Regions from separate parts of the Homo sapiens genome. Here all the other regions are linked to region 5. The links are chromatin contacts, found by Hi-C or POLR2A ChIA-PET in ENCODE. All regions are on one chromosome and are shown on one strand. Each heading gives the region's core, a stretch centred on a gene start or an enhancer-like site at or near the end of the contact. The rest is flanking DNA. Distances are from core to core; before and after follow the strand shown.

Region 1 (5,731 bases), core at 3,232-5,731, 370 kb before region 5:
GGCGGGGGGTTCTCCCTATGTTGCCCAGGCTGGTCTTGAACTCCTGGACTCAATCAACCCTCTCACCTCAGCCTTCCAAAGTGGTTGAATTACAGCATAAGCCACTGCACCTGTGCAGGATGTCCCTTTTATCATAGTTAAAATCATACATGAGATAAAAAATTTTTTTGAAACAAGGTCTTTCTTGTAGCCTAGGCTGGAGTGCAGTGCTACAATCATAGCTCACTGAGGCCTTGAACTCCTAGGCTCAAGGTCTCTTCCCGTCTAAGCCCCTGAGTAGATAGGACTAGAGGCACATGCCACCACACCTGGCTAATTTCTAAATTTTTTGTAGCAATGGGGTCTCACTACGTTGCCCAGGCTGGTCTCAAACTCCTGACCTCAAGCCATCCTTCCAAAGTGTTGGGATTGTAAGCATGAGCCACTGGGCCCAACCTCGGATGATATTTAAAATAATGTTGTCCATTCATTTCTATGGCTTCTGAAAAAAAAATAAAAACTTTGTCCAGTTTCCAACAAATTCTGTTGGGATATAGATTGGGATGGTTTTAAAATGCCAAATGAATTTTGAATGGATTGACATTTGGACAGTATCAAAGTCATAGCTTGTTTTTCAGGCATGTAGTATGATTTACGTTTGTTCAAATTACCTTTTATTATCCCTTAGTAAAGTCTTTGTACTGTATTGGGATGTCATCTTCTCATTTCTTTTTCTTTTCTTTCTTTCTTTCTTTTTTTTTTTTTTTGAGACGGAGTCTCACTCTGTCACCTAGGCTGGAGTGCAATGGCGCCATCTCAGCTCACTGCAACTTCTGCCTCCCAGGTTCAAGTGATTCTCCTGCCTCAGCCTCCTGATTAGCTGGGATTACAGGTGTACACCACCACACCCGGCTAATTTTTGTATTTTTAGTAGAGACAGGGTTTCACCATGTTGGTCAGGCTGGTCTCGAACTCCTGACCTCATGATCCGCGCGCCTCAGCCTCGCAAAGTGCTGGGATTACGGGAGTAAGCCACCATGCCCGGCCTATCTTCTCATTTCTTAACATTCTTTGGAAATACAGTGAGCAAACTAGCATTTGAGTCCCTACTATCCTGATCATAAAGTGCTTTAAAATGTTTTTCCATTTAATTCCCACTGACTGGGTGCGATGGATCATGCTTGTAATCGCCGCACTTTGGGAGCCTGAGGCAGGTGGATAACCTAAACTCAGGAGTTTGAGACTAGCCTGGCCAACATGGCGAAACCCCCTCTGTACGCCGGGTGCGGTGGCTCACGCTTGTAATCTAGCACTTTGGGAGGCCGAGGCGGGTGGATCACGAGGTCAGGATCGAGACCATCCTGGCTAACACAGTGAAACCCCGTCTCTACTAAAAATACAAAAAATTAGCTGACCGTGGTGGCGGGTGTCTGTAGTCCCAGCTACTCGGGAGGCTGAGGCAGGAGAATGGCATGAACCTGGGAGGCGGAGCTTGCAGTGAGCCCAGATGGTGCCACTGCACTCCAGCCTGGGCGAGAGAGCGAGACTCTGTCTCAAAAAAAAAAAAAAAAAAAAGAAAGAAAAAGAAAAAAAGAAAGAAAGAAACCCTGTCTGTACTAAAAATACAAAAATTAGCCAGGCGTGTTTGCGGGCACCTATAATACCAACTACTCAGGAAGCTGAGGCAGAAGAATCGCTTGAACCCAGGTGGCCTGGTCCTGTAGTCTTAGCTACTTGGGAGGATCGCTCAATGCTCAGGAATTTGAGGTTAGAGTGAGCTAAGATACCATTGCACTCCAGCCTGGGCAACAGAGCAAGCCTGTCTCAAAAACAAACAAACAAACAAACAAACAAACAAAAAAAACAGACCGGGCGCAGTGGCTCACGCCTGTAATCCTAGCACTTTGGGAGACCGAGGTGGGCGGATTACCTGAGGTCAGGAGTTCGAGACCAGCCTGGCCAATAGGGTGAAACCCTGTCTCTACTAAAAATACAAAAATTAGCTGGGCGTGGTGGCACATGCTTGTAATCCCAGCTACTCAGGAGGCTCAGGCAGGAGAATGGCTTGAGCCCAGGAGGCAGAGGTTGCAGTGAGCCGAGATCCTGCCACTGCACTTCAGCCTGGCCGACAGAGCAAGACTCTGTCTCAAAAACAAACAAACAAACAAATAAACACCATCGACCAGGCACAGTGGCTCATGCCTGTAATTCCAGGATATTGGAAGACCAAGGCAGGTGGATCCCTTGAGCTCAGGATTTCGAGGCCAGCCTGGCCAATATGGTGAAACTCTTGTCTCTACAAAAAATAGAAAAATTAACCGGGTTGGCTGGGTGCAGTTGTTCATGCCTGTAATCCCAGCACTTTGGGAGGCCAAGGGGGGCAGATCACCTGAAGTCAGGAGTTTGAGACCAGCCTGACCAACATGGAGAAACCCTACCCCTACTAAAATTACAAAATTAGCTGGGCATGGTGGGGCATGCCTGTAATCCCAGCTACTCGGGAGGCTGAGGCAGGAGAATCGCTTGAACCCCAGAGAAGGAGGTTGCAGTGAGCTGAGATCACTCCACTTCCAAAACAAAACGATAGGGCTGTTAATTTAGGTGGTGGTTACACGGGTATTAACATGTGTAAAAAATCACTGAGTTGTACATGTAAGATTCCTGCACTTTTTGTATTTTATTATGTGTATGTTAAATCTTAAAAATAAAAGCGGAGAAAAACCTGATGGCTTCCTACTCCTCTATTAGGTAAAGTAAGAATCTGCTCTGGTTTGGTTTCGGAGGAACTGTTTCCTGGTCCTTGGATCTACCTGGCTGAAAGCACAGTGCCTGGTACAAACTAGGCTCCTCCCCGATTTTGAATTAACGAAGTTCAGTGACATCGTCATCCTATTTTTTTTTTTTTTTTTTTGAGACAGGCTCTCGCTCTGTCACCCAGGCTGGAGTGCAGTGGCACGATCTCGGCTCACTGCAACCTCTGCTTCCCAGGTCCAAGAAATTCTCCTGCCTCAGCCTCCCCAGTAACTGGGATTACAGGCGTGTGCCACCAAGCCTGGCTAATTTTGGTATTTTTAGTAGAGACAGGGTTTCACCATGTTGGCCAGGCTGGTCTCGAACTCCTGACTTCAAGTGATCTGCCCGCCTTGGCCTCCCAATGTGCTGGGATTACAAGCATGAGCCATCGCGTCCGGCCTGTCATCCTATTTTATCTCATCTCCTCCTCCTCCCTTCCCTGACCATCTTCTCTGGAGTAAAAGATCTTTGCTCTCAATTTTGGAACACTTACAATTCCTTCAGCCACTCTTGTTAGGAAGATATAAGGGAAGAGAGCGAGAGACAGGAGGCAACTCAACGGCCAAACAGGTTTATTCACAGGAATAAGCCTGCAAGGAGTTCCAGTCAGGAGTCTGGCTGAGACCCTGATCGCTTACAAGCTGAGGCTTTTATAATATCGTTTCTATTGGGGAGAGGTCGGGAAGTGCTGGCTGATTGGGACTGTTGGGGACTTTGTTAGGCTATGTTACCTTCTGTTGAAGCTATGGGCAGGGTTAACATTTGCTCTGTTTCTGAGAACACAGTCATCATTGTTGTAAAATAGCATCACTACTGTTACTCCTCACAACTCTTAACTGGGATCAGTGAAAACCATTGTTGTTGAGAACTCTTATAGAATTTCTGAGCTCTTATCTAAATCATCTGTTGAGTCTTCACAATGATCTACCAGGCTGGTAGGAAACGGGAGCTCATAGAGATTAACCAAGGTCATACAGTTAGAATGCTGTGGGTCTAGGACTAGAATTTGATATTTACTCCAGGCCCCGTCTCTGTCCCCAACAATCTAACCACAAGTTAAAATTCCAAATTGTGGGCTGGGCGCGGTGGCTCACGCCTGTAATCCCAGCACTTTGGGAGGCCGAGGTGAGCGGATCACGAGGTCAGGAGATCGAGACCATCCTGGCAAACACGGTGAAACCCCGTCTCTACTAAAAATACAAAAAATTACCCGGGCGTGGTGGTGGGCGCCCGTAGTCCCAGCTACTCGGGAGGCTGAGGCAGGAGAATGGTGTGAACCCGGGAGGAGGAGCTTGCAGTGAGCCGAAATCGCGCCACTGCACTCCAGCCTGGGCGACTGAGCGAGACTGTTTCAAAAAAAAAAAAAAAGAAAAAAAGAAAATACTGTGTGTTCCTACAACACCTTTCCCAGACTGTGAGCAACTTGGGAACAATGATTATCACCTTAGTGTTCGGTGTGTTTTGTAGAGGAGGGCACTCACTAAAAACTGGTTTGTTGAATGCAACCACTTAAGAATTGGACATGCCGTGCCCAGCCCCTAAGGGGCGCTATGCTCGTTCGTCCAAGGAGCAGCGTGACCAGCGGGAGGGAGTAAGTCGACGTCCCCGGCATGTGGGGCGGGGAACTCCACTGGCCGGCAAGCGAAGCAGCAGGCGAAGACCACGCCCCCGCCGGCCGCGCTTGCGCAGCCTTCGCTAGCCCCGCCCCGTCCTATTCGGGCTCCCGCCTCTGTTCAGGTAGGAGGCGGTATGCGGGGGAGGGGAGTCACCTGAGGGCGGGGATCTCAGGTCTTGGGGAGCCATTGTTGGCGAACCCCAACTTCCGATACGACCCGGAGCTGTTCCTGCAGTTCCAGAGACAATTCATGGGTCTTGGGGCCACCGAGGCGCTGTCCCTGACCACCAGCACGAGACCCCTTTCTATCGCGCCAGTCCTGTGGTCTCCGCACCTCTCCAGCTCCTGCACCCCCGGCCCCCGTGGTTCCCAGCCGCACAGTAGCGTGTCCTGGGTAGCGTGAGGACCCACGGGGCTGGGCAGGTGCCACGAGCCCGCCGCCTCTTCGCCGCCCGCCGCCTCTCCTCCTCTCCCGCCCGCCGCCTGGCCCTCCCCTACCAGGCTGAGCCTCTGGGTGCCAGAAGCGCGGGGCCTCCGGGAGAATACGTGCGGTCGCCCGCTCCGCGTGCGCCTACGCCTTCTGCTCCAGTTGCTTTCCCAATTGAGCGGAAAAGCCGGGGCATGTTGCCGGGGCCCTGGGCGGGACGGTTGTGCCCTGCAGCCCGAAGCCCGCCGGGGCACCTTCCCGCCCACGAGCTGCCCAGTCCCTCTGCTTGCGGCCCCTGCCAACGTCCCACAGGTTGGAAACCAGACCCTGCAGCCCCCAGCTAGCCCGAAGGAAGCCCAGACTGACGTCGCAGGGTAATGGGGACCCAGAGGTAGCTCTGTGGGGCCCCATCAGGACCTCAGCCCTTAGCGGGGCTTTCTGTGTGACACCGTGGGACCTGAACTGGGGAGGTCCCCCTTGCACAGAATTACAAGGGGCAACTGTAGGAAACAATTAAATCTATTATGTGCTAAGTATTGAGAGTTCCACGGATTGAGGCCCTCTCTAGAAGGCTTAGAAGTGGGGTAGCCGGGGTATGTGTCTGACTTTGTGTTTTGGTGCGGTGGTGGTGAGTGGGTGTAGAAACTAATAGTGCCAAGTGCAGTGCCTGTCAACTAGTAAGTTAATAAACCTTCCGTGAATGAATGAGAAGGTTCTGTGACTGAGGGAGCAGGGCTAGAGAGGGCATCTCTGCTCATCCCACCCCTGCCTCCCCTGGGCTCAGGCAGACAAAAGTAATTAGGTTGAACCTTTAATCAAAGCTGGTTTCACAGGCAAGCAGACATGATAGAGGAGGTAAAGGCAGAAATCCTGGGGACACAGGGTGCTGGCCTGGCTCACAGGCATGCCTCCTTCCG
Region 2 (5,600 bases), core at 14-2,513, 300 kb before region 5:
AGTATTGGGACTTACAGGAAGAGGGGCTCCAGCCTGGGCCACCTACCCTCACAGCTGTGTCTCCCCTATGTGCACTCCTCCAAGAGGCCCAGCTTTCACCCCCTTTTGCTGTGCCCTCACCCTCTCCTCATGCCCACCAGATCTCCCCCACACTAGCTTCTCTCTCTTCCTGCACCCCCTTCCCTAGGTGCCTCAGGCTGGACCCAGTACCTACTAGAATTTGGTTCCTGGCACGAGGTTTGTCACCTGGTATGCACTGAGCCGAGTGACTGTGAAGCCAGCACCACTGTCCACCACACTCACCAGTTCCCTGCGCCCACGGCACGGAGGCACCACAAAGCTGGACGTCACCACTGGGCAGAAGTGGCGGGAGGGGAAGACTGGGTCAAGTTTCTGGAGGCCCCAAGGAGAAGGGGCAGCTTTTAGAGTGTGGGTACCCCAGGAGACGGGTGGACAGGAAGGCATGAATGGGGAAAAGGGTGCAGAGGGTGTCGCAGGAAGGGGTCTTTGGGGACTAGAGGGATGCCTTGGGAGAAGGTAGCAGACCTTTGCTGTCATTGGCTCTCCGGACCATCAGTGTGGCATTGCCTCCTGTGAGGTGACAGGGGGGCAAGGCAACCAGCAGGCTCTCCGTTAGCGCCGGGGACAGCAGACCAGAGAGGCTTGAGATGTTGAAGTCTGATGGGAGGCAGGAGGGAGCTCCGATGGGGACTGACCCCTCCTGGCCAACAGATCTGGCCCGGTCCCATTGGAGCCATCTCCCTTTCCACTCTGTGAACCCTGGGCAGAACAGCCAGGCCTGTGCCAGTATGACCACCAGGTGGCAGGCTTGGGCTGCAGAAGCTGCACCCTCCACCAAGCGGTCCCCAGAGCCAGAACCTGGATGCCAGGAGTCGGGCAGCGCCCAACCTCACCCCTCCCCGCAGCATCGGATCCTTGCCCACACCTCTCTGCCTCCTAGGTCTGGAGGAGGATCAGGAGTGTACCCTGAGCCCAGTGTCTGATACCCAGTCACTGCCATCACCAGCCCTGACTCCCAACTGTCCAGACCTCTCTTTGAGAGCCCTGGAAGGTACAGTGCTCCCTGTCCAGGCCCCCAGCCCCCTTCCCACCCCTGCCAGAGATGGAAGAGACCTGCAGCCCCTGGGGACAGCAGAGCCAGCAGAATCAGGATCAAGGGCAAGGTCCGGATGGGCAGCAGGGGTGCCATGCTGGGCTGGGAGGTGGAATAGGTGCTGGCAGGCTGGGGTTCCTGAGGCAAGTGAGGCCCTGCCCCTGGGGTGGCTGATTTTGTCCTGGGGGTGGGAGGGGCTGGAGGGGAATCCAGTCCAACCTGCCCCTTGGGCCCTATAGCCTCAAAGGGGTGGGGAGAGCAGACAGGTTTTTCAGGATGGGGAGCTGGCCCTCAGGCCAGGAGGGGGGATGCCCTGGCTGGGTCTTGATGGTGTAACTAAGGTGGGGAAAGAAATCACCCCTTCTTCTGGGACTCCCGTGCATAAGGCAGTGTTCCTGTGTGCACGGGCATCTGGAGACTGGCCAGTCCTTGGAGGACTGCTCCCCCGATGTGGTGGGGGTCTTTCCCCCACCCCTCAGAAGGGTGATGAGTTTGGAAGTTGCCCTGATATGTAGGAAGAGAATACTCCAAGGGGCTACTGAAAGGGCCTTGAGTGGGTAAGAATGGGAGAGAAACATTCTGGTGGGGAGGGGCAGCAGACTGAGGGTTTCAATTCTTGGAGTGCACTGAGGCTTAGGTACTGCTGCTCTGGGAGAGGCAGGGGCTGTGGGGGCCAGGGAGCACATGCGGTTTCAGATTCCTCTGGAGGGTGGGGACGAAGGTGGCCATGGAAGACTTCTGGAGAGACCAGAGAGACAGACATTGACCCTGGCCAGCAGGGGTTGGGGGTGGGCACAGTCAGCCTTGGGCAGCAACCATTTGTTGAACTGAGAATGGAGAAAAGAGACCTCGTAAGATAACATGAAAAAGAGACAGAACTTCCCTGACTGCCTCCTCCAGCCCTGGGCTACATCAGAAAGAAGCAGAGGAGTTCTGAGCAGAGGGAGGGGAGAGGAGTCAGGACGTCTTCCGGGCCCTGGGTAGGGGTTCTGTGTGCTCCATTGTAGCCCTACAGCCACCCTGGGTGGTAGCTGGTACTGGCTTCCTTTTGTAGTAGAACTGAGGCCAGGCACAGTGGCTCATGCCTGTAATCCCAGCACTTTGGGAGGCCAAGGTGGGAGGATCACTCGAGGCCAGGAGTTCAAGACCAGCCTAGGCAACACAGAGAGTTTGATCTCTATTAAAATAGAAAAGAGATCAGCCGGGCGTGGTGGCTCATGCCTGTAATCCCAGCACTTTGGGAGGCCGAGGTGGGCGGATCACCTGAGGTCAGGAGTTCGAGATCAGCCTGGCCAATATGGCGAAACACCATCTCTACCAAAAATACAAAAACTAACGCGGTGGTGTGTGCCTGTAATCCCAGCTACTCGGGAGGCTGAGACAGGAGAAACACTGGAACCCAGGAGGTGGAGGTTGCAGTGAGCCGAGATTGTGCCCCTGCACTCCAGCCTGGGCAACTAAGTGAAACTCTGTCTCAGAAAATTGAGAGAGAGAGAGAGAGAGAAAAGTGGAAACTGAGACTCAGACACATAGAGTTACTTGTGGAAAGTGGAATACTTTGTCGGGAGAGGCTGTAGAACTTCCAGAAGCCTGAGAGCTGTACAGAGACTGTTGCTGTATATCTGTTTGCTCCACGAACTATTCTATCTTCCTCAGTCCCAGGGAAGCTTAGGGTCCTGGTAGGAATGTGAGGGAGGTTGTGTCCTTACCGCCAAGGTGGGAAGGGTAGGCTCAAAGTTTGGGGTGAGTGGAGAATGACAGTAAAGGAAGAACTCATGGGCCTAAGCAGAGAGTAGGAGGGTCTTACGCCAGTGCATCTCCAAATTTAATATGCGTATGAATTACCAGGGATCTTGTTAAGATGCAGCTTCTCATGCAGTCATGCAGTGGGTCTGGGGTGAAGCCTGAAATTCTGCATTTTTTTTTTTTTTTGAGACAGAGTCTCGCTGTGTCACCCAGGCTGGAGTGCAGTGGCGTGATCTCGGCTCACTGCAACCTCTGCCTCCCAGGTTCAAACGATTCTCCTGCCTCAGCCTCCTGAGTAACTGGGATTATAGGCATGTGCCACCATTCCCAGCTAATTTTTGCATTTTTAGTAGAGATGAGGTTTCACCATGTTGGCCAGGCTGGTCTCAAACTCCTGACCACAAGTGATCCACCCGCCTTGGCCTCCCAGAGTGTTGGGATTACAGGTGTGAGCCACCGTGCCCAATCAATTCTGCATTTCTAGTGACTTCCCCGTAACACTGATGATGCCGGTCTGAAAGGCCCACACTTGAAGTTGCCAGCTGCTCTGTATTGGTAAACAGCATCCCCACCCCCAGCTGGATCCTCTTCCACGGACATCAGGGATCAGGGCAGGTGTTCCTTCCCAATCTGCCCGAACAGGCTGCTTTTGGGTGAAGAATTTGGTTCTGTTTTTCCTGCACCTTGGCTTTTGATTCCACCACCACTGCACAAATGGAAAGAGGGTCTCTTGCACATTAAGGACAACTTGGGAGAGAGGGGACAGATTAAATGGTGGAATGCCAGGGTGAGGGGATCTTCCTGGTACTCCTCAAAACCTGTCACCCACCAGTAAGTTGTTTACACTTGAACTGGGAGGTCTTTCTCCTCATTCACAACCAAGAAGCAGAAAGAAGAGGTTGGGTTTATTGCAGGGTGGGTTGAGTTGGGTCCACTCTTAAGCCCCCATCCCCATCTAAAATTATGAGTGGTACAGAGTGGAGTAGGGGAGGGCAGATCTCTGATCAGATTTTAAAGGGATAAGAGGGCCCTGTGCCTTTAAGCTCTCCCTTCTCCCTCCAATCCCCCCCCCCCACCTTCCCCACCCCAGCCCTCCCCAGGTTTCTGGAGGAGCGGGGAGTTGCGTCTTCTCCCTGCCCTGCCGAGCTGCTCACTGGCTGCTCTGGAGGCTGTGCTTTGCGGTCTCCATGGAAACCATTAGTTGCTAAGCAACTGGAGCATCATCTGTGCTGAGCTCTCGCATCTAATTATCCCATCACAGCAGCCGAGAAGGGTTTGGGGAGCTGAGAGGAGGGGGAGGCCAAGCCCAGGAGCAAGAGGATAACTCTTTTAGCAGAGCAGATTCATTGACAATGCTGAAGTCAGTTAAAGCCACAGCACCATGTTCCTCTGGAGGATTTCCCAATGGCTTGGAGTAAGGGAACCAGGGCCACATGCCTGAAGTCTCTGTCTTGGACCCACTCTTTCTAGGCTGTCTCCTCCTTGGATTCTTGATTCTAAACTCTCTTGAGTTCCCTCCCCTGCCTCCTCTCTTCCAAATCTCCTATTCAAGCACTCCTATTGCGTACCAACTATGTCCTTGGAACTGCACTAGCCACCAGGGATATAAAGGTAAGATAAGTCTCTGCCCTCAGGGAGCTCTTAACAGCTCTAGTCTGCTCAGCCTAGAAGACTATCTCCTAAAACAAACTTCTTTCTGGACTGTGGCACCTTTTTTTTTTTTTTTTTTTTTTCACTTGAACTATGGCAGTTCTTCAACCAGGAGAGCTGGGATCAGAACCCAGGTCCGTCTGACATGCCCAGGGTTCTCCTTCCAGAGTGCCACTCTCTGCCTCCCAGTCAATTAGAAAAACATGTCTACTTGGCTGCATGGCCATGTCAGCCTCTGATGGCAGCTACTGTCCTCTTGTTGATGAGATACCATGTAACTTTAGGTGGACTTCAATGTTCTCACATTTAAAATGGAAGACTTGGCCAGGTGCGGTGGCTCACGCCTGTAATCCCAGCAGTTTGGGAGGCCGAGGCGGGTGGATTACCTGAGGTCAGGAGTTTGAGACCAGCCTGGCCAACATGGTGAAACCCTGTCTCTACTAAAAATACAAAAATCAGCCGGGTGTGGTGATGCATGCCTGTAATCCCAGCTACTTGGGAGGCTGAGGCAGGAGAATCGCTTGAATCCAGGAGGTGGAACTTGCAGTGAGCTGAAATCATGCCACTGCACTCCAGCCTAGGCAACAGAGTGAGACTCCATCTCAATAAAATGAAATAAAAAATGGCAGACTCACCAGGCACAGTGACACATGCCTGTCATCTCAGCACTTTGGGAGGCTGAAGTAGGAGGATCACTTGGGACCTGGAGTTTGAGACCAGCCTTGTGACGCAGCAAGGCTCCATCTCTACAAAACTGAAAAAAAAATTATGGCCAGGCGCTGTGGCTCACAGCCTGTAATCCCAGCACTTTGGGAAGCCAAGGTGGGAAGATTGCTTGAGCCCAGGAGTTCAAGACCAGCCTGGGTGATATAGTGACATCTCTTCTCTATTAAAAAAAAAAAAAAAAAAGCCTGGGCACGGTGGCTCACGCCTGTAATCCCAGCACTTTGGGAGGCTGAGGCGGGCAGATTATAAAGTCAGGAGTTCGAGACCAGTCTGGCCAACATAGCGAAACCCCGTCTCTACTAAAAATACAAAAAATTAGCAGGTATGGTGGTGTGCGCCTGTAATCCCAGCTACTTGGGAGGCT
Region 3 (2,605 bases), core at 106-2,605, 440 kb before region 5:
CCTCTGCTGACTACTGATTGGATTTTACCTATGGCTTTCTGCAACTTGCTACTCTCTCCCTCTCCATCCCATCTTTGCAGCCTCATAGGGTGGGATACAGCAGCTTTTTTTGCAGTTATCCACACTCACATTTCAGAGTCCTGACTCTCAAGGAACCACTGGTTTTTGGGATAGAACTTGGGCCAGGGCTAGGAACACAGGCTCCACGGTGACATGTCATTTGATTGTAAATTAAGTGTTCTGATTAGTAAGAACTAAGCAGGGGGCCACATGCTCTCAATGGAGACAATAAAGTGTTGTCTTTTTCTTATTGTTTATGTAGGTATATTTCCTATATGGGCATTTTTGGGTAGATTGGGAGGGGTGGTGGGGGTACTTCCTCCAACAGGATGCCTATCTCTCTGCCCCATCAGACCCCGTCTAACAAGAAGTGAACAGAACTGAGACCAAACAGAACATATTGAATAAATATTTAAATCCTGATACTAGAGGTGGCATGGAGGGCCACAAAATTGAAGTTATCCTGTTTCCTGGCATGGGAACAAACTTTCAAAGAGTCACCGGGTGCAGTGGCTCATGCCTGTAATCCCAGCACTTTAGGAGGCTGAGGCAGGAGGATTGCCTGAGCCCAGGAATTCAAGACAGCCTGGGCAACAAAACGAGACTCCGTCTCTACAAAAATAAAATAATTAGCCAAGTGTGGTGGAGCACTTGTAGTACCAGCTACGAGGGAGGTTTAGCAGGGAGGATTCCTTGAACCCAGGAGTTCGAGGCTGCAGTGAGCTGAGATCACACTACTGCACTCCAGCCTGGGTGACAGAGCCAGTGACACCCGGTCTATTAAAAAAAGAAAGAAAGAAAAAAAAGAAAACTTTTAAGGGGTCTAATTTCTTCACTTTTCCATTCTCCCTTTGTCAGGTAGGAGAAGGGAGTAGGGAGTGACTGGACCTGGAAAGGAGGGCTGCAGTAGCTATAATATTGACCCCTTTCCTTTAAAAATCCTACGCCGGCACAGATTTCCCAGACGCTCTCTAGGTGGCCTCAGACTCCACCCCTTTGGTCTTCCGCTTCTGGTTTCCGATTGTAGTGTTTAAATCTCGCGCGCTTTACAAGGATTGGCTACATCAGCGGATAGTTGGCAGTCTGCGTGCTACCCCTCCTCCTCGCCTTTTCTCCCCGGGCAAAAGGTTTTCAAATTCGACCAATCAGCGGGCGCGCTCCCTCAGCCGAGCCGCGACACCCAAGGGTTAACCGCAACCAACCGGAGGCGGGTATTGGAGAAAAGAGCCAATCAGGAGGGCGCAGAGGTGTGTCCTGGGGGCTTATAAAGGCGGCCTCGCGGCGCGCGCGCGACAGCAGTTACACTGCGGCGGGCGTCTGTTCTAGTGTTTGAGCCGTCGTGCTTCACCGGTCTACCTCGCTAGCATGTCGGGCCGCGGCAAGACTGGCGGCAAGGCCCGCGCCAAGGCCAAGTCGCGCTCGTCGCGCGCCGGCCTCCAGTTCCCAGTGGGCCGTGTACACCGGCTGCTGCGGAAGGGCCACTACGCCGAGCGCGTTGGCGCCGGCGCGCCAGTGTACCTGGCGGCAGTGCTGGAGTACCTCACCGCTGAGATCCTGGAGCTGGCGGGCAATGCGGCCCGCGACAACAAGAAGACGCGAATCATCCCCCGCCACCTGCAGCTGGCCATCCGCAACGACGAGGAGCTCAACAAGCTGCTGGGCGGCGTGACGATCGCCCAGGGAGGCGTCCTGCCCAACATCCAGGCCGTGCTGCTGCCCAAGAAGACCAGCGCCACCGTGGGGCCGAAGGCGCCCTCGGGCGGCAAGAAGGCCACCCAGGCCTCCCAGGAGTACTAAGAGGGCCCGCGCCGCGGCCGGCCGCCAGGCCTCCCCATGCCACCACAAAGGCCCTTTTAAGGGCCACCACCGCCCTCATGGAAAGAGCTGAGCCGCTTCAGACTGCGGGGCAAGCGGGCCGCGGCTCCCTTCCCCTCCCCTCCCCTCGCCCGCCTTCGCCGCCCGGCCTCGAGTCCCCGCCCGCCCCCGCTCCCGTCCCGCACCGCCTGCCGCGTCGGCCTCGGGCCCTGCCCTGTCCGCCGTCCGCCCTCCGGTAGGGTTCGGGCCTTCCGGATGCGGCTTGGGCGCTCTTCGGGGACCTCCGTGGCGCGGAAGACCCGAGCCTGCCGGGGGGAGGCCGGCGGCGCCGCACCTGCCCGCCTCGGCGTTCGTGACTCAGCCGCCCCATCCCGAGTCGCTAAGGGGCTGCGGGGAGGCCGCAGCACCTTCTGGAAGACTTGGCCTTCCGCTCTGACGCAGGGCCGAGGTGGGCAGTCCAGGCCGAGAGGCCGGCGGCCCTGAAGGTGAGTGAGGCCCTCGGCAGCTGCAGCCGGGGTGTCTGGTACCCCCCCGGCGTGGTGCTTAGCCCAGGACTTTCAGACGCGGCCGCTGGCCGGGAGGCTTTGGTGGGAGAGACGCGATCGCCGATTTCGGTCTGGCGCCCCTTCTGCGGCCGGGACCCAGGCCTTTCACATCAGCTCTCCCTCCATCTTCATTCATAGGTCTGCGCTGGGGCCGGGACGAAGCACTTGGTAACAGGCACATCTTC
Region 4 (5,382 bases), core at 2,316-4,815, 270 kb before region 5:
ACCTTCACCAAGCAGTTTCCTCACCTGAGAACATTCCCTCTCTCAAAAATAACAGTCCTATAGTGCTACATATTAGAGCAGATTAATACAGTAACTAAATATATTGTGGGCATGCTCTCCCCTCCAGCACAATCTCGGAAAGCCTCTTGCCTTCCATTAGCAGCAAGAATGAAATGTTCCCAGGACGCAGAACTGCCAGACCAAGGGGGCAGTGGGCGAGACACAGGTGACTGACCAACTGGCTTTCTCTGAGGTCCTGCCTATGACAGCTTCTCCTGGGTTTATGAGCTCTGGTAGCCCCATGCAGATGAGAGCTAAGTGAGGGTTTTTCTGTCAACAAGCCAACTATTTAATCGCTATCTATAGGATAAAGAAGGGCATGAAGATAAAGGCACCTAAGCCTCTTGTTTTACACTTGAAGAAGCTGCAACCCAGAGACAGGAAGTGACTAGGCCAAGGTCTTGTACTTTGGACTCTCAGAACAAAGTTCTTTTGGGACTTGGAGAATTAGAAATGGGTTGTTTGGGGCCGGGCGTGGTGGCTCACGCCTGTAATCCCAGCACTTTGGGAGGCCGAGGCGGGCGGATCACAAGGTCAGGAGTTCAAGACCATCCTGCCTAAAACGGTGAAACCCCGTCTCTACTAAAAATACAAAAAATATTAGTTAGCCAGGCGTGGTGGTGGGCGCTTGTAATCCCAGCTACTCGGGAGGCTGAGGCAGGTGAATGGCGTGAACCCAGGAGGTGGAACTTGCAGTGAGCCGAGACCGCGCCACTGCACTCCAACCTGGGTGACAGAGCGAGACTCCATCTCAAAAAAAAACAAAAAACTAAAAACCAGAAATGGGTTGTTTGGGTCAGGCATGGTGGCTCATGCCTGTAATCCCAGCACTTTGGGAGGCTGAGGTGGGCAGATCACAAGGTCAAGAGTTTGAGACTAGCCTGGCCAACACGGTGAAACCCCATCACAACTAGTAATACAAAAATTAGCCAGGCGTAGTGGCACATGCCTGTAATCCCAGCCACCAGCTACCAGCTACTTGGGAGGCTGAGGCAGGAGAATTGCTTGAACCTGGGAGGCAGGGGTTGCAGTGAGCAGAGATCACGCCACCGCACTCCAGCCTGGACGATAGAGCAAGACTCTGTCTCGGAAAAAAACAACAAAAAAAGCATTGTTTGGGAACGCCGCCTTAGAGGCCTCTCATAACAACTGGTGGAGAGCCTTTGGTGGGATGCTATTTTTTTTTTTTTTTTGAGACAGGGTCTAACTCCAATTGCCCAGGCTGGAGTGCAGTGGCACGATCTCGGCTCACTGCAGCCTCGACCACCCCTGACTCAGGTGATTCTCCCACCTCAGCCTCCCAAGTAGCTGGGACTACAGGAATGCGCCACCATGCCTGGCTAATTTTTTTTTTTTTCGTACTTTCAGTAGAGACAGAGTTTTGCCATGTTGCCCAGGCTGATTTTGAACTCCCAGACTCAAGCAATCCACCCACCTCAGCCTCTCAAAGTGCTGGGATTACAGGCATGAGCCTCCACACCCAGCCTCCTATTCTATCTTTAGAGCTCTAGTGAGATGTACTGTTTGCCTGGACAGAACCATACCTGATGCTGGAAGTTCCAGCTCAGACAGTTGGTCCCTGCAGGAAGCTTCCCCAAACTCTCAAGTCTGGGATTGGTGTCCACTTCCCCTAAATGTGCCCACACTGAATTGAAATCACCCACTCACTTGTTGTCTGACCCCCACTAGGCTGCAGGCTGTGTGAGGAAAAGGACAAACATCTATGTCACCAACATGTACCAACCTAGTGTCTAGTCAAGTGCCAGGCACATAGCAGGTCCTCAATAAATATCTGTTGGATGAATAAGTAGGTGGGGTTGGTCAGAGAAGGATTCCTGAAGGAAAAGACTTTTTTTGTTTGTTTGTTTGTTTTAAGAGACAAGGTCTCATCTGGTTTGAGTTGGTGTTTGAAAAAATAAATAAAGAGACAGGGTGTCCTGGTGTTGTCAGGCTTGTGTGCCCAATCCCACCATGATCAGCACCAGAGTTTCAATCTGTTCCATTCTGACCTGGGCCAGCTCACCCTTCCTTAGTCAACCTGGCGGTCTCCCACTCCTAGGAGGTCACCATATCGATGCTGAACTTGGTGTGGACACCCATCAGCATAATGCATTGCAGCCCAGAACTCCCGGGGTCAAGTGATCCTCCTGCCTGCTAGCTGGGACTACAGGGCTTGCCACCGAGCTGGGAGAAAAGGCAACTATTGAGGTATCACAGGGTACAAGGAGGACAGAATTGTCCCCAATTGGGTGAACTGCCCATGCAAAAAGAAGTCTTGAAAGGAAAGTAGTGGGAAATAAGGACAGGGAGAAAAGTAAGGCAATTGAAGGGGAGGGGGGGAAGGAGCCCTTCAAGATGATTGGCTTTGCTAATCAGGGAGGGCTTTGGGTAGATGGGAGGAAGGGTCTCAGCCATGTTGGGGATAAGAACACCTGGAATCCCTCAAGTGGAGTCTTTTTACAGGGAGGGTCCTAGAAATCAGCTTGGCTGGAGGGGAGAGAAGCTGAAGGGGGTTGGGGTAGCTGGTAGGAGCTTTGAAGCCTGGCTGGTTTGTATTTGATGCTGGGGTCTGGAGGGAATGGGTGCTCTGGGAAGGCCTGAGGCACGGAAGGAAAAGGTAGGAGCAACTTCCTCCTACAGACCCTCTCTATTAGATGGAGACCCTGGGAGGACAGGGCCTGTATCTTCTGTTTTTTTCCTACCCTCCTCCAGGTGTTTGGGACCCACAAGTAGAGCCCCTAGGGCAAGGATCTGGAATTGGCTGAGGCAGCCTACTGAGCGGGATGGTGTGGCAGGGACTGTGGGAGCTCCCTCCTTCCATCAGCCTTCCCAGAACGATCTCCTTCCCTAGGAAGGTGCTGTTCCCGCAAGAGGCACACTCTACTGTCGTCGCCAGTGTTCTTCTTCCGCGAATCCCCATGTGAGCGTATTTTTTCCAGCGGCTGCTAAGCCAGATTTAGCCACCAGGGGGCAAAAAAGCAGCCCTTAAGGTCAGTGTCCCTCCTCTTTCCCCACCCACACACCTGAAGGCCAAGATGGGTGGTGCCTCACCTGGCGCTCCATTCGAGCGCAGTAGCTGCGTTAACCCCTTCCTGCCTAGTCTGCGGTATTCCCTCGGCAGAGTCATCCACAGCAGAGTTGAGGGTCACAGAGGACGGGGGAGGGGCTGTTCGCTAGGGGAGGGGCTAGGGTAGAGGTGAAGTCAGGTTTCCAGCTACTCAGGTCCTTAGTCCTCGCTGGAGCTAGGGGAGGCTAGCGTTCCCTGCCTCCGTTGGGTAGTTAGCCCCCCAGATGGGTGAAGCAGCCCCTCTGGGGGCAAGAGAGGCATGGGCTGCGGTCACCTGCGCTGGGCCTCAGAAGTGGGATGTAGAGGAGAGCGCTGAGGCAGCTACAAAACCCAGACTTCCGGGCTCCCCTGCTTCAATCTGGCAGGGACCTCGGCTGTCGGCTGCAACTTGGAGATGGGGGTGGGGTGGGGGAAGGGTAGCCAAAAAGTGGAGGGAGAGTCCCTGAGGCGGCGGTGGGGAGGGGAGGCAGGGAAGATTAGGCAAGAGAGCGGGCGATTCCCGAACCGTCAGGTGCCTTGTTTTGCGTGTGGCGACTCCAGAACCAAGCAGCCTTTCAGGGCACTGGAACCCAACCAGTTCCGGGATTGCGTTCCGGGGCACAAGGTGTTAAACTGTGGGTGGGAGTGGGGTCCGGAGTCCCTCCTCCTTCCCTCCCTCACAGCGTCACCACCACCGAGTCCACCAGGCTGGCACTCAAGGAGTTAAGTCTGCCCGCAATCTGCAAGACTGGAGCCGCGGAGGGGGAGGAGGGGGAAGCGGAGGGGGTAGAGGAGAAGGGGGAAGCAGACTGCAGGGAGACAGCGCCAGGAACCCCCTCCCCAGGGTCCGGCCCCTGGGCCCCCAGCCCCAAAAGAGGCCCTGTCCTCCCCGGGGTCGTGCTCTCTCCCCCCGCCCTGCCCCCGCCCTCCAGCTTTGTGTCCCCAGGAGGGTGGGCTGCAGGATTTCCAGCCAAGCCTTGCTGCCTGCTCAGTTTTTCCAAACCCTCCAGTCGGGGAAGGCGGCAGTGGTGAGGGATAAGAGTCCCTCCCCCCTGCCCCAGCCGGCCCCCTCTCTCAGCCTCCCTTTCCTGCCCCCACACCTTTTCCAAACTCCTTCCCGTTCCCACCCTGGCCCCTGCTCCTCTATTGGCTCCCAAGTTGCAAGCTCAGGTTGGAAGGGGCCAGGCGGGTCCCACTATCCTGAGAGGCGCTTGTGAATCCACACTCCTCAGGCCGACCCTGAGACCCGCGGGGCACCCGCCCTGCTTCTCTCCGCTTGGCGCCCGCCCCATCCCAGGACCTTGTCCTGGGGTCTCCCACCCCGAAATGGAGGCGTTGCTGGGGGGCGCCGGCAGAACCCGGCAGCAGGCTCTGTGTGGCAGGTGCCAGGCCCTGGGGCAGGCTTCGAGGAGGGGGCAAAGTGTTCCGAGCGCTGGCACGGTTCTGTCCAGCAAGTCTATTATATAATCACCATCTATCAGGAAGCCAGGCAGCTGGAGTGAGTGGGGAAGCCAGGATGCCCGGATCGGCTCTTCCTCCAGGGCCCAGGACGGTGTCGCCACCAAGATGGGGGTGCGGGCGCAGCCCAGCAGTGAGATGATGTGGGGGTCGAGGGGCAAGTGAGGGGCGCTGGGCAGTCAGATGGAGGCCCCACAAACCCCGCCCCCAGACCTCTGACTGACAGTGCCCTGAGCCAATGATTGAAGTCACTGTGGGGCTCTGCGTTAACTCTTTCTTGGGTCCCTATTTGCTTTAGGTGATAGAGTCCTTTTCAGGAACTGTTTGGTCTGGACTCCTCCCACCTTCTCGGGCTAGTGCTCCAGCCGGTGAGGAGTACCAGCTGGAGAATCCTTTTGTCCTAGTAACCCCGGCAACGGGATGCCTAATCTCAGACCCCCAGCAGCCCCAAAGTAAATTGTATTACAAGATACGGTTGTGTGTACACACTGTGCTTCCAGAAACAGCCCCTCGTGGCGCTGGCACACCCACACTGCGTCACGAACGGGCACCCTCACGCACCCATACCCATGCGGGCACTTCCACCGACGAACGCCAACGCTGACACACCTGTGACACCCCTCGTGACACAGTGACACACAGATACACGGAAAGACAGAGGTTCCCCGAGTTGGCCAGTAGAGGGAGCCGCTCGATTCCAGCAAGGGCCCCCTGCCTCTCTCCTTTCCTCCTGGCTCTCTCCAGGGTTCCACCCAGAACTTGTGGCTGCCCAGAGCTCAGCTCCGAATCCCAACCTGGAACCTCCGCTGGGGGAATGA
Region 5 (5,581 bases), core at 1-2,500:
GCTGCACACCTGCTGTGTCAGGCTCTGGTCTCCTGTCAATGGCTGCCTATCCTGCAGCCGGGACTGGCTGGTTCCCTGCTCTGTCCTCACAGGAGACCGGGAGGCTCTGTGGGCTGAGCTCAAGGCTGGGGCTGAGTCTGGCTGGGACTTCTCTTCACGCTGGCTCATTGGAGGCCCAAACCCCAACTCGCTTAGCGGCATCCGAACAAGCAAACTGGTGCCTGTTGACCTGAATGCCTTCCTATGCCAAGCAGAGGAGCTGATGAGCAACTTCTATTCCAGGCTGGGTGAGCACCCCAGTAGGGAAGGGAAAGCAGGGAGCTTGGTTTCCTGCTCAGGCTTGGCAATAGAACTGGAAGTAGGACCCTTGTGTGACAGGCCTTCAGCAACTTAGCCTGTCGAGCCCCGCCCTAGTGGAAGCCTGCACTCACATTTGCGTACCAGACAAGAGAACAAACGGAGCCAACCCTAATCCTCTCTTCCTCCCTTTCTTACTGTGAGGGTCTCTAGGGTCTGTGAGGGGAACCCTAGTCCACGCATCCAAAATCCTTCCACTCCCTCTCCCTCAGACAGCTGCCCTTGACCCCCTAAGAGCTAGGGGAATCCACCCAGCCAGTACCCTTGGGAGGATAGACCCTGGAGACCCTGGGGACAGATCAGCTCCAGTGGTTCCCTGGGAGCAGTGCGGGGCCATAGGCCAGAAATGTGGTGGGCTCCAGATCGGCACATCCCCTTGGTCATCAGGGTGTCTCAGCCTTTGCAGAGAAACACAAAGCGGGGAGGCTAAAGTAGAACCACGAAAAAAGCCTGGGGCAGCAGGCAGGGCACTGGCTGCTGGCTCTAAAGGCAGCACTGCCCCAGGGAACGACTCCCAGGCCACGAAGTACAGAATCCTGCGGTCGCAGCGCTTGGCCGCCCTGAACACAGTCCTGTGGGATGAGCAGACCGGAGCCTGGTTCGATTACGACCTTGAGAAGAAGAAGAAAAACCGGGAGTTTTACCCATCCAACCTCACTCCACTCTGGGCCGGGTGTTTCTCTGACCCTGGCGTGGCGGACAAGGCTCTGAAATACCTGGAGGTGAGGGCACAGCAGGTGGCTCGGGTCCACTGCAGGCAGCACCGCCCCCTCCCGACCCTGAACAGGACCTGCAGGGGAGGGCGCTTCCTCCGGCTATGCCCCTTGTCCCAGCCTGCGGGTCCCACCAGAGCCACCGGGGGGCAGCTGTGAGCCGAGAAAAGAAGAGCCAGGAAGGGGACGTCTGGCTTCCCGCGGGGTCCAGCGTCCTGTCCTGGCTCCCAGTCCAGCCCCACCCACAGTCATGGGAATGTCTGGGACCTTCTAGGACAACCGGATCCTGACTTACCAGTATGGGATCCCGACCTCTCTCCAGAAGACAGGCCAGCAGTGGGATTTCCCCAATGCCTGGGCCCCCCTGCAGGACCTGGTCATCAGAGGTAGGGAGGCAGGGCTGACACAGCCAAGGACCCTTCCCAGGGTGTAGAGGTGGGCCTCCCTGGTGCTGGGGAGGCATGAACAAAAGACACAAGAGGCCCCGTATCCTTTCTCTCGCTCCTCTGCTCTCCTGGCCTCCACTTGACACTTATGTCCACCCAGCCTGTCCAGTGCAATCAGTCCTGTTCGCCCTTCAAACCAGGGCCGTCGATTAAGGGCAGTTTGGCCTGTGGTCTCAGGAAGGAAGTCTTAGGGCCCAGGCCTCTTTCCCTCCTTGGGGAGAGTAGGGTGCAGCCACTGCTCTGTCTGGGATGGGAGACCTGGAGGTTGAGTCCTGCCTGCAATGGGGTCTAGGCCTGGCCAAGGCACCTTTACGTCGGGCCCAGGAAGTGGCTTTCCAGCTGGCTCAGAATTGGATCCGAACCAATTTTGATGTCTACTCGCAGAAGTCAGCCATGTATGAGAAGGTGAGCTGGCCCAAGCCCTCCCTGCACCCCCAGGCTGTCCCAGTGGCCACTCCTGAGCACTGCAGGGGCTGCTGGGCAGGCAGAGCAGCTTCTCCCCAGGGGCTCTGGTTGTTTGTTGTTCCTGGAGCTGGGGGGCAGTACCTGACATACAGCCCACCCGCTTGTCCCCAGTATGACGTCAGCAACGGTGGACAGCCCGGTGGGGGAGGAGAATATGAAGTTCAGGTGAGCAGGCCAGGGGTGGGCTGGCCAACACCAGGGAACTCCTGAACTCTGCTGCTCATGACCCCCGCCCCAGGCCTCAGTGTGCTCACCTGCATGTGGGCCCGGGGGAGGAGCTGACTGGTGCTTCCTGTACCGCTGGGGTTAGGCAGGGCCAGTGCCCCTGGGGAGAGAGCCCACAGCCCCCACCAAGGGTATGAGGCTTCCCCAGAAACTGGCCCCACTGCCCTGCCTCTCCCAGGAGGGATTTGGCTGGACGAATGGCGTGGTCCTGATGCTGCTGGACCGCTATGGTGACCGGCTGACCTCAGGGGCCAAGCTGGCTTTCCTGGAGCCCCACTGCCTGGCGGCCACCCTTCTGCCCAGCCTCCTGCTCAGCCTCCTGCCATGGTGACAGCCCTCCTCTCCTCACCTGGCCCCAGCTCCTGCCCCATTAAACCTCTGCACCAGTTCCTGCCTTCCCCTGCCTCTTCATGCCCTCCTACCTCCCAGCCTGTCCTCAGAGCGAAGTGGAGGGCAGGGTCACGACCTGGAGGTCATGGGTAGGGGCCTAGCTCCCTCCTGGAACCTTGAATAGGGTGGAAATCCTGCTCTGGAGGGAAGACCTATCCCCAAGTGCCTCAGCGCCAAGCCCCACACCGGCCTTCCACTCACTTCCGTAGTCCAAAGGCTTTATTGTTCTGCTGAAATGCTTACAAATACTGAAAACCCCCAGCCTGGGCCCAGGCAACCAAGGGCTCAATGCTGGGAAGGAGAGCAGGGGAGGTGGGCTTAGTGTTAAGGCGTGAAGGGCGAGGCCAGACAGCTGGAGGCCTGGTCCTCCACTCTCCATTTCCATCACCCTTCGGAGGCTGAAGGAAGGGCGGCGGCACCACAGGGCCCTTCCCCTCTGCTGCATCATCTCCTGCTCAGGCTTTCTCTCTAGGAGCATTGGAGGAATCCTCTTTCCCTGTCGGAAACTCAACACTGTACAGAACTCCAACCATAACCCTTCTAGCTTCCTCTCCCAACTGCATCGCTCCTCCTCTGTTCCATAGATCCCCCGGCTTCATCCCTTCTGGCTCTAAGCAAGGCACCAGTGGAAGGGAGAGGGCTGGACTGGGGGGCTGGCAGCCTGTGCATCAGGGCTGAAGACACAGGCAGGGGGAAGGAAAAAGGTATTCAGTCCCTTCCCCCCAGCATGAGATGCCCAGGGGCCTGGGCTGGAGAGATGATGGCACGTACCCTCAGATGGCCCACAGCTGAAGCAGTGGGCTGGGCCACAGAGCTGCAGCAATTAGTATGTAACCATGGCAATGAAGCAGTCACTATGGTAACCATGGTGATGAGTCTGCAACTAGGGGATGGAGCTGGGACCTCAAGGTTGACACTTGAGATCTCTGGCCCTTGAGCAAGGTAATAAAAAGTATAAGGGAAAGGAGAACAATGGGGCAGAGCGGGGTTTGAGAAATGGGAAGCGGGCCGCCTGAGCTATTACCCCACTCTGGATGTGGCTCTGCTCAGCCCCCAAAGCCCCTGGCAAAGGGGTCTGAGGCAGGAGGGGATCTTTGGCAGCTTATGGTACCATAATTTGTCTTTTAGAAAAGAGAAAACAGGCTGGGGAGAGCAGGTGTCAGGTCAGAGCTGAGGCCCTCTCTGTGACAGCTCCTCAGCCCTGGCTGGGCCTGGGGCAGGACCCTAAAGGGTTACTGCAAGTTCTGGGCTCCCAGGAGGCAGCAAAGCCACCTCTACTTTTCTTCTTCTGGCTGGTTCTTCAGGAGGCCAGAGCCCAGAAACTCACAGGACCAAGCTCCTTACAGAATATTAAAGTCTTCTTATACAAAAGCCCCAGTTGTGCTCTGCCAGGAGGCCCACGGCAGTTAGTTCATGAACTGAGTGTAGCCCTCAGCCCCTGTGACAATGACATCCATCCAGATACGCATGGCCTCTGCAGATGGGGCCACCATGTAGTACAGCCGGTCATGGGTCTTTACGCAGAAGGTGAGGGCTGGGTTCGGGCTCTGCCAAAGGAAGAGAGGAAGGTCTAAGATGGGGCTCACCCATGCCCAGGAATATTCTCACCTGCCTCCCTATCTGCCCTTTCCCCTCCCAGCCCCTAGAAAGCCCTGGAGCTTAGTCCTAAATAGGTCCAGAGCCTAGACCCTACCAGTCCATGTGAGCCCCAGGCTGAAATGTTCCCTTCTCACACCACAGCAGTCCTGGGCTCTCTAAACTCCCTGGACCCTGACAGAGCTATACCCTGACAAGGGGGGCACTGGTCCTTGGCGCCCCAGGTTCAAAAGTGAGTATCAAGAGGATCAAACACAAAGGCTTTTCCAGTGAGGACCAGAGTTTCCTCTCAGCAAAACAGCGGCAGACAGAAAAAGCAACAAGTAGGATGCCAGGCCCTGGGACCCCAGAGGAGCAGAGATCAGGACTGGGGTGGGCACCAGAGGGCTGGGGGCAGGAAGGCTGACTTGCACTAGGGAAGCAGGCCCCAGCCTCCAATATCTCCTGTTTATCAATTTCTCCCTATTAAATCTAGTCTTTAAGGGTCCCCTCCACCCCTTCCGGCCATCCCTTCTCTATCACCAGACCCCCATGGGGTCTGCTGTCATTTCCAGGAGAGGGAGGCAACAAGGAGAGAGAGGCACCCAAGCCCACAGGAGCTTCTTGCTCTTTGCAACCTGCTTTCTGCTCCTCCCTTGGGCCTGGGGGAAGGGAGGGGGATGAAGGGGAGGTCAAGGGTCAGGGATGAGTGGGGTACAGGAGGTGTTAATGTGCTGGTTACAGCTAAGTGGGGAGGGGTACCTCAGTCACCATAGTGAAGCGGAAAAACCTCTTCTGGGAAGGGGAGAGGGAGAAAGGAAGAGAAAGTTGACAAAGAGAACAAGGACTGGGTTGGAGCCTCTGTAGAGGGCAGGCTGGAGGCCTTTGCTCCCAGAGCCCCACCAGGCCACCCCTTCCCCATGGCTGTCCCTCTGGCCCCCCTCTGGTGCCCTCCACCCCTGACCTTGGCTGCACTGCGCAGGTGGTCGTAGTACACTTCCTCAATGGCCTGGAAATAGATGACTCCCTTCAGCTTCGTCTCATGCTTGTCTGCAAAGCAAGTAAGGGTGGGCTATGGAGCCGGTCACACTTCAGGTCTAGCTCCATTTACGTGGAGCTCCATGGCCTGAGCTTCCAAATCTGGGAAATGGGGTGAAGATCCTAGTCTCCCAAGACCCCCAAACAGAACCCAATACAGAATCCTAAAGATATGGATAATGCTCAGCCTCACTCATAATCACAGAGAAATACAAATCAGAACTCCACTGAGATACCACTTCTCACCTACCCCAATGACAAAAACATACAACAAATATACAGCACACTTTTGGCAAGTCTATGGTGAAGGAGGCAGTCTAATGACATGTGGGAGTATAAATTGGTAAAACCCTTATGAACAATTTGGCCATG

The links. A loop is a pair of places that touch in the nucleus more often than their neighbours do. ChIA-PET counts read pairs that join two places held with the same protein, here RNA polymerase II (POLR2A). Pooled maps may share reads with other maps.
Region 1: a pooled map shows a loop between it and region 5 (4-fold over the local background). The contact joins the promoter of SLC37A4 here to the enhancer-like site in region 5. A Hi-C loop is called at or near these places in 3 of 50 pooled maps. POLR2A ChIA-PET finds 5 or more read pairs at or near these places in 3 of 52 experiments (GM10248, T-cell and activated T-cell).
Region 2: a loop to region 5 is called in a map of ascending aorta, with 6 times the contacts of the local background. The contact joins the promoter of UPK2 here to the enhancer-like site in region 5. A Hi-C loop is called at or near these places in 18 of 168 maps with a recorded cell type or tissue (B cell, CD4-positive, alpha-beta T cell, CD8-positive, alpha-beta T cell and 12 more), 24 of 37 single-sample maps with no recorded cell type and 24 of 50 pooled maps. POLR2A ChIA-PET finds 5 or more read pairs at or near these places in 4 of 52 experiments (OCI-LY7, T-cell, WTC11 and 1 more).
Region 3: a pooled map shows a loop between it and region 5 (3-fold over the local background). The contact joins the promoter of H2AX here to the enhancer-like site in region 5. A Hi-C loop is called at or near these places in 1 of 50 pooled maps. POLR2A ChIA-PET finds 5 or more read pairs at or near these places in 4 of 52 experiments (BJ, GM10248, OCI-LY7 and 1 more).
Region 4: a map of left cardiac atrium shows a loop between it and region 5 (23-fold over the local background). The contact joins two enhancer-like sites. A Hi-C loop is called at or near these places in 5 of 168 maps with a recorded cell type or tissue (CD4-positive, alpha-beta memory T cell, Caco-2, IMR-90 and 2 more), 1 of 37 single-sample maps with no recorded cell type and 14 of 50 pooled maps. POLR2A ChIA-PET finds 5 or more read pairs at or near these places in 4 of 52 experiments (PC-9, Panc1, activated CD4-positive, alpha-beta T cell and 1 more).

What each region holds. Positions count from the first base shown.
Region 1 is chr11:119,029,627-119,035,357 of GRCh38, reverse strand. SLC37A4 (solute carrier family 37 member 4) reads left to right here and starts at 4,481. Exons shown (of 10, transcript NM_001467.6): 1 at 4,481-4,509. RefSeq lists a silencer at 4,867-5,026.
Region 2 is chr11:118,951,961-118,957,560 of GRCh38, reverse strand. UPK2 (uroplakin 2) reads right to left here and starts at 1,263. Exons shown (of 5, transcript NM_006760.4): 1 at 1,135-1,263; 2 at 547-678; 3 at 215-353. The coding sequence starts at 1,210.
Region 3 is chr11:119,094,215-119,096,819 of GRCh38, reverse strand. H2AX (H2A.X variant histone) reads left to right here and starts at 1,355. Exons shown (of 1, transcript NM_002105.3): 1 at 1,355-2,605. The coding sequence starts at 1,426. The coding sequence ends at 1,857. DPAGT1 (dolichyl-phosphate N-acetylglucosaminephosphotransferase 1) reads left to right here. Exons shown (of 9, transcript NM_001382.4): 9 at 1-310. RefSeq lists enhancers at 172-733, 759-868, 734-1,297, 1,419-1,848, 1,298-1,861 and 2 more and silencers at 1,169-1,268, 1,969-2,108, 2,119-2,248.
Region 4 is chr11:118,928,079-118,933,460 of GRCh38, reverse strand. It overlaps the pseudogene RN7SL688P. Among named protein-coding and RNA genes, the nearest start is that of BCL9L, 4.8 kb to the right of the region's middle. RefSeq lists enhancers at 4,403-4,452, 4,463-4,742, 4,753-4,872, 5,222-5,382. Within about 2 kb of position 3,565, at least 39 of the 41 ENCODE cell types and tissues checked have a DNase peak (open chromatin) inside an H3K27ac peak, as active enhancers do.
Region 5 is chr11:118,655,245-118,660,825 of GRCh38, reverse strand. TREH (trehalase) reads left to right here. Exons shown (of 15, transcript NM_007180.3): 10 at 93-287; 11 at 862-1,079; 12 at 1,345-1,456; 13 at 1,809-1,921; 14 at 2,093-2,146; 15 at 2,385-3,510. The coding sequence ends at 2,537. It overlaps PHLDB1 (pleckstrin homology like domain family B member 1), which reads right to left. Exons shown (of 23, transcript NM_001144758.3): 21 at 5,136-5,221; 22 at 4,934-4,966; 23 at 2,798-4,143. The coding sequence ends at 4,003. Among named protein-coding and RNA genes, the nearest start is that of MIR6716, 14 kb to the right of the region's middle. RefSeq lists enhancers at 1,295-1,844, 1,892-2,186, 1,845-2,394. Within about 2 kb of position 1,250, at least 11 of the 41 ENCODE cell types and tissues checked have a DNase peak (open chromatin) inside an H3K27ac peak, as active enhancers do; they include ascending aorta and heart right ventricle, where a contact is called at or near this core.